2 separate regions of the Homo sapiens genome follow, and region 1 is linked to region 2. A link is an interaction called in ENCODE POLR2A ChIA-PET data of the cell type or tissue named here. Cell type or tissue: Caco-2. All regions are shown on one strand. Region 1 overlaps SIRT2 (sirtuin 2). Region 2 overlaps ACTN4 (actinin alpha 4).

What was found. Peaks named below come from ENCODE experiments on the same cell type or tissue, not always from the same donor. Only the 100,000 strongest peaks of a DNase experiment are listed, where the experiment ranks them.
Region 1: POLR2A ChIA-PET joins it to region 2 with 6 read pairs; 5 of 35 experiments call an interaction of 5 or more read pairs at or near these places.

What each region holds. Positions count from the first base shown.
Region 1 is chr19:38,881,604-38,884,103 of GRCh38, reverse strand. It overlaps SIRT2 (sirtuin 2), which reads left to right. Exons shown (of 16, transcript NM_012237.4): 9 at 348-477. Among named protein-coding and RNA genes, the nearest start is that of RINL, 4.6 kb to the right of the region's middle. In Caco-2, no CTCF peak of the experiment used is centred here; a DNase peak (open chromatin) is centred at 1,163.
Region 2 is chr19:38,661,235-38,663,734 of GRCh38, reverse strand. The region is part of intron 1 of ACTN4 (actinin alpha 4); the gene reads right to left. Among named protein-coding and RNA genes, the nearest start is that of ACTN4, 15 kb to the right of the region's middle. In Caco-2, no CTCF peak of the experiment used is centred here; a DNase peak (open chromatin) is centred at 1,504.

The DNA.
Region 1 (2,500 bases), 220 kb before region 2:
TTTGTAGAGACAAGCGTCTTGATATGTTGCTCAGGCAGGTCTTGAACTCCTGGCCTCAAGTGATCCTCCCACCTCAGCCTCCCAAAGTGCTGGGATTATAGGCGTGAGCCGCCATGCCCAGCCTGGCCCCTGCCTTTAAGCAGCCTTGACTGTCACCCTTTAAGTGGCACCATTGGGATGAACAGAAGAGTCTTCAGATAAACCCTGCCACTTGCTTCTCCTCCCTCCCTTCTCCACCTGTCCCCACCACCTCACTGCTCCTCGTGGCCCTCAACTCCCTACTGTGCCTTCTGGCCTACAAGGGGTGGCTCACTCCTCACCCCTCTTCCCTCCATCTCTCCCTCTAGAACATAGATACCCTGGAGCGAATAGCCGGGCTGGAACAGGAGGACTTGGTGGAGGCGCACGGCACCTTCTACACATCACACTGCGTCAGCGCCAGCTGCCGGCACGAATACCCGCTAAGCTGGATGAAAGGTGAGGCTGGAGGGCATCCTGAGGGCAGGCCTCCTCTCAGCACCAGGAGCAGTGTCTCCATGCAGTGGGCACCCATTCTGTCCTGCTCAATTCTTTGGGGTTTTTTTGTTTTGTTTGTTTGTTTTTGAGACAGAGTCTCACTCTGTCGCCCACGCGGGGAGTTCAGTGGGTGATCATGGCTCACTGCAGCCCAACTGCCTGATTTCCTGTCTTTGGCTGTTTTTAATATATGATAGTAGGCCAGGAGCAGTGGCTCACACCTGTAATCCTAGCACTTTGGGAGGCCAAGGCGGGCAGATCACCTGAGGTCAGGAGTTCAAGACCAGCCTGGCTAACATGGTGAAACCCCGTTTCTACTAGAAATACAAAAAAAAAAAAATTAGCCTGGTGTGGTGGCATGCGCCTGTAATCCCAGCTACTCAGGAGGCTGAGGCAGGAGAATCGCTTGAACCTGGGAGGCGGAGGCTGCAGTGAGCTGAGTTCGCACCATTGCACTCCAGCTTGGGCAACAAGAGCAAAACTCTGTCTCAAAAAAAAAAAAAAAAAAAAAACAAGAAGTCACTTATTCCACTCATGGAAAGCCATTTCTGACATTCTTTATGCTGATTTAACAAAGCCTCTGGTGTCCCTGTGAGATAAGGACAGCTGCAGCATTTGCAGAAGGGCCTCTGGAGTGTGGCTGTTCTGATAAAATGCCAGCTGAGTGCCCCTGGGCTGAGGATTCCTGAATAGCCCAACTGCAAGCAGCTGGGGGCAGTGTACAATTCACATTACCCCCATTATGTGTCATTGACAGCAGCGTCACAGGCAGCACCCACGGTGTCATGCTGTCCATGCAGAAATATTTTAAAGAAAATTACCGACTACTGACATTGAAACAATGCTTTATAAATGTGTGCTGAATGAATGAATGGACAGTTGAGCAAATGACTTAGAATTCAGTGGGTTGCAAGTGACAGAAATGCTTTCTTTCTTTCTTTTTTTTTTTTTTGAGATGGAGTCTTGCTCTGTCACCCAGGCTGGAGTGCAGTGGTGCAATCTCGGCTCACTGCAACCTCCGCCTCCCGGGTTCAAGCAATTCTCCCTGCCTCGGCCTCCCAAGTAGCTGGGATTACAGGCACGTGCTACAACCCCTGGCTAATTTTTATATTTTTAGTAGAGACGGGGTTTCACCACGTTGGCCAGGCTGGTCTCAAACTCCTGACCTCAAACGATCCACTCGCCTCAGCCTCCCAAAGTGCTGGGATTACAGGCGTGAGCCACCACACCCGGCCAGAAATGCTTTCAAGCTTCCTAAATCAATAAGAAATAAGGCCAGGCACAGTGGCTCATGCCTGTAATCCCAACACTTTTGGACGTCGAGGTGGGTGGATCACTTGAGCCCAGGAGTTTGAGAACAGCCTGGGCAACATAGGGAGATCCCATCTCTAAAAAAAATAAAATGTAGCCAGGTGCGATGGTGGATGCCTGTGAGCCCAGCTACTCGGGAGGCTAAGGCAGGAGGATCACTTGAGCCTGGGAAGTCGGTGGTGCAGTAAGCTATGATCACACCACTGCACTCAACCATGATTGCACCACCACACTCCAGCCTGGGCAACAGAGTGAGAACCTGTCTCAAAAAAACAAACAAACCAATAAGGCCGGGCGCAGTGGCTCACACCTGTAATTGCAGCTCTTTGAGAAGCCAAAGTGGGCAGATTTGCTTGAGCCCAGGAGTTTGAGACCAGCCTGGGCAACATGGCGAAACCCTGTCTCTACAAAAAATACAAAATTTAGCCGGGCGTGCTGGCATGCACCTGTAATCCCAGCTACTCAGGAGGCTGAGGCAGGAGGATCACTTGAAGCTGGGAGGTTGAGGCTACAGTAAGCCATGATCGTGCCACTGCATTCCAGCCCGGGCAACAGAGTGAGACCTTATCTCAAAAAAAAAAAGAAAGAAAAAAACAAAAAAAATGCAACAACAAGAAGAGAGGTCTTTTCTGAGCAGAGTGGACACCTCAGGAGACACCCATCACACTCCAAG
Region 2 (2,500 bases):
CATCCTTCAAACCAGCAGCTCCCCGAAGACGATGCTCATGGGGACAGGAACTGGTAGCGCTACTCCAAAGAGGCAGCTAAGAAATGTTCGATTGCACGCCGGACCCCCTAATACTTGCCCTCGGCAACCTGCCCGCAGCGGGGGCAAAGGCCCGCCCCTCCTGCACACTCACCTCCTTTATGAAAGTTTCCATGACTGACCCCACCTGCCCTGATTCACCCCTTTCCTCTCCCGGGACACAGCTAGAGTGCTGTGAGCTTGTCGGTGTGCCGTTTAGTGTCCTTCTGAGGTCTCATGTGGCCTTGCTCTCTCCCCAGCTACACCGCGAGCTCTTTGAGAGCACGGACCAGGTCTCCGGTTTCTCTCATACCCCTAAAGGCTCGGCACAGAGCTCTGCTCTGAAGAGGGGCCCAGCGAGGGCTGCTGTCTGGCCATGGCGGTCATATTTCTACCTGAGTGCTGGACTCTGGGGCCCAAGAAGCCCCAACTCATGTTACACAAGAAGCCGGTTGGCTATAAAATGTGGCCGGGCGCAGTGGCTCACACCCGTAATCCCAGCACTTTGGGAGGCTGAGGCGGGTGGATCACCTGAGGTCAGCAGTTCACAACCAGCCCGGCCAACATGATGAAACCCCGTCTCTACTAAAAATACAAAAAACTAGCTAGGCGTGGTGGCCGGCACCTGTAATCCCAGCTACTTGGGAGGCTGAAGCAGAAGAATCACTTGAACCCAGGAGGCGGAAGTTGCAGTGAGCCAAGATTGTGACATTGCACTCCACTCCTGAACAACAAGAGGGAAACTCTGTCTTTAAAAAAAAAAAAAAACAGACCCACTTTGCTCAGCAGCCCCTAATTCTGTTACCCAAGTGGTGACTGCTGGAGTCTTTCAAAGGACCTTTTATGTCTTTATAGTGTGATAGAAAGAGGCAGCTCCCCCTCCAAGACAGACTTTCCTATCTGCAGCAGCTTGGAGCAGGTTCAGCTCAGCATAAATGCATAATAAGCCACCCACCATGGAAACTTACAGCTGTGTCCCAAACGTGGGGTAGGACTCAACCTAATCCGACACATTTTCCATGTGCCATGCACCTCTTCCCACTCTGAATTGATTTTATAAAGTGGAAGTTTTGTTTTTGTATTTAAGGGGATAAGAATAAACACACACACACTTATCTCCCCTCCTATACAGCTACTTAAAAGATTTAACAAGTTCACATGGCTATGCTGCCAGGAGAATGGAAACCTCGCCATCTTCTTTCCAGCTGAAGCAGCTGGGCTGGCTGCACCATCACAGGCCACCATAATCATTTGCTCCGTTATACTCTACCCACGGGGCGATTTTTGTTGTCAAATCATCAGTGCTAAGGCTGAGAGAATCCCAGCCCATGTTCACTCTAGACAACCCATGAAGGTAACTTCTTGCTGGGTGCTGTGTGTTCAGAGGCAGGAGTGTCTATCAATAGCCCAGAGCTCCCTGTTGCTGTTCCTCCCTCCTTGAGTAAAAGCCACATAACTCGTTTGACAAGCTCTGCCTTCAAATGGGGAGTTGTGGGTCCAATGAAACCTACTGAAACCTGTCATATTCCTGGACTGGTTTCCAGTGAGGTACAGAAAGCTAAGCACCTCAGACTGAATCAGCCTGTATGCCTGTCTCTTTCTCTGAACTAGAACCACCCTCACTCCAACTGACCAAAGGAAACAAGGAGGAAATACTAAGTGAAAGAGGGATTTATAGAGAAGGAAAGGACCTAGGAGAAAAGCCAGTTTAAAAATCAGGCTGCCAGGCCGGGCGCGGTGGCTCACGCCTGTAATCCCAGCACTTTGGGAAGCCGAGGCGGGCGGATAACGAGGTCAGGAGATCAAGACCATCCTGGTTAACACGGTGAAACCCCGTCTCTACAAAAAATACAAAAAATTAGCCGGGCATGGTGGCGGGCGCCTGTAGTCCCAGCTACTCGGGAGGCTGAGGCAGGAGAATGGCGTGAACCTGGGAGGTGGAGCTTGCAGTGAGCCGAGATTGTGCCACTGCACTCCAGCCTGGGCAACAGAGTGAGACTCCGTCTCAAAATAAATAAATAAATAAAAATAAATCAGGCTGCCATCTTCTACAATACTTATTGGAAAAAAAATCAGGCTTCCTGGCTTCCAACTTCAAAGAAGGAGACTCAACATTTTACAAAAGATGCTTTGTAAAGCAAGTGGCATCCCACCAGGTAGAAATGGCCTCTTGATGGGACCAAAGGAGGCTGGAACTTGTTCATGTTGTAAAAGTTAAGCTCCCTAAGAGAGCCACACTACAAAGCCATTATGAGTAGTACACAGTGCCATAAAACTCCAGATTCAAAGTTACCAACGCTTTAATCAAATACACGTGCCGACTGCCGAAATCATCACAGAGATAACTGCAGCTTTTGTTTGGCTGATTCATGTTCTGCCGTCTTGGGGTTCCCACTTTAGAAGTCAGTTCTGGTTTGGCCTGTCCAGGAGGCCTGGGAGGAAA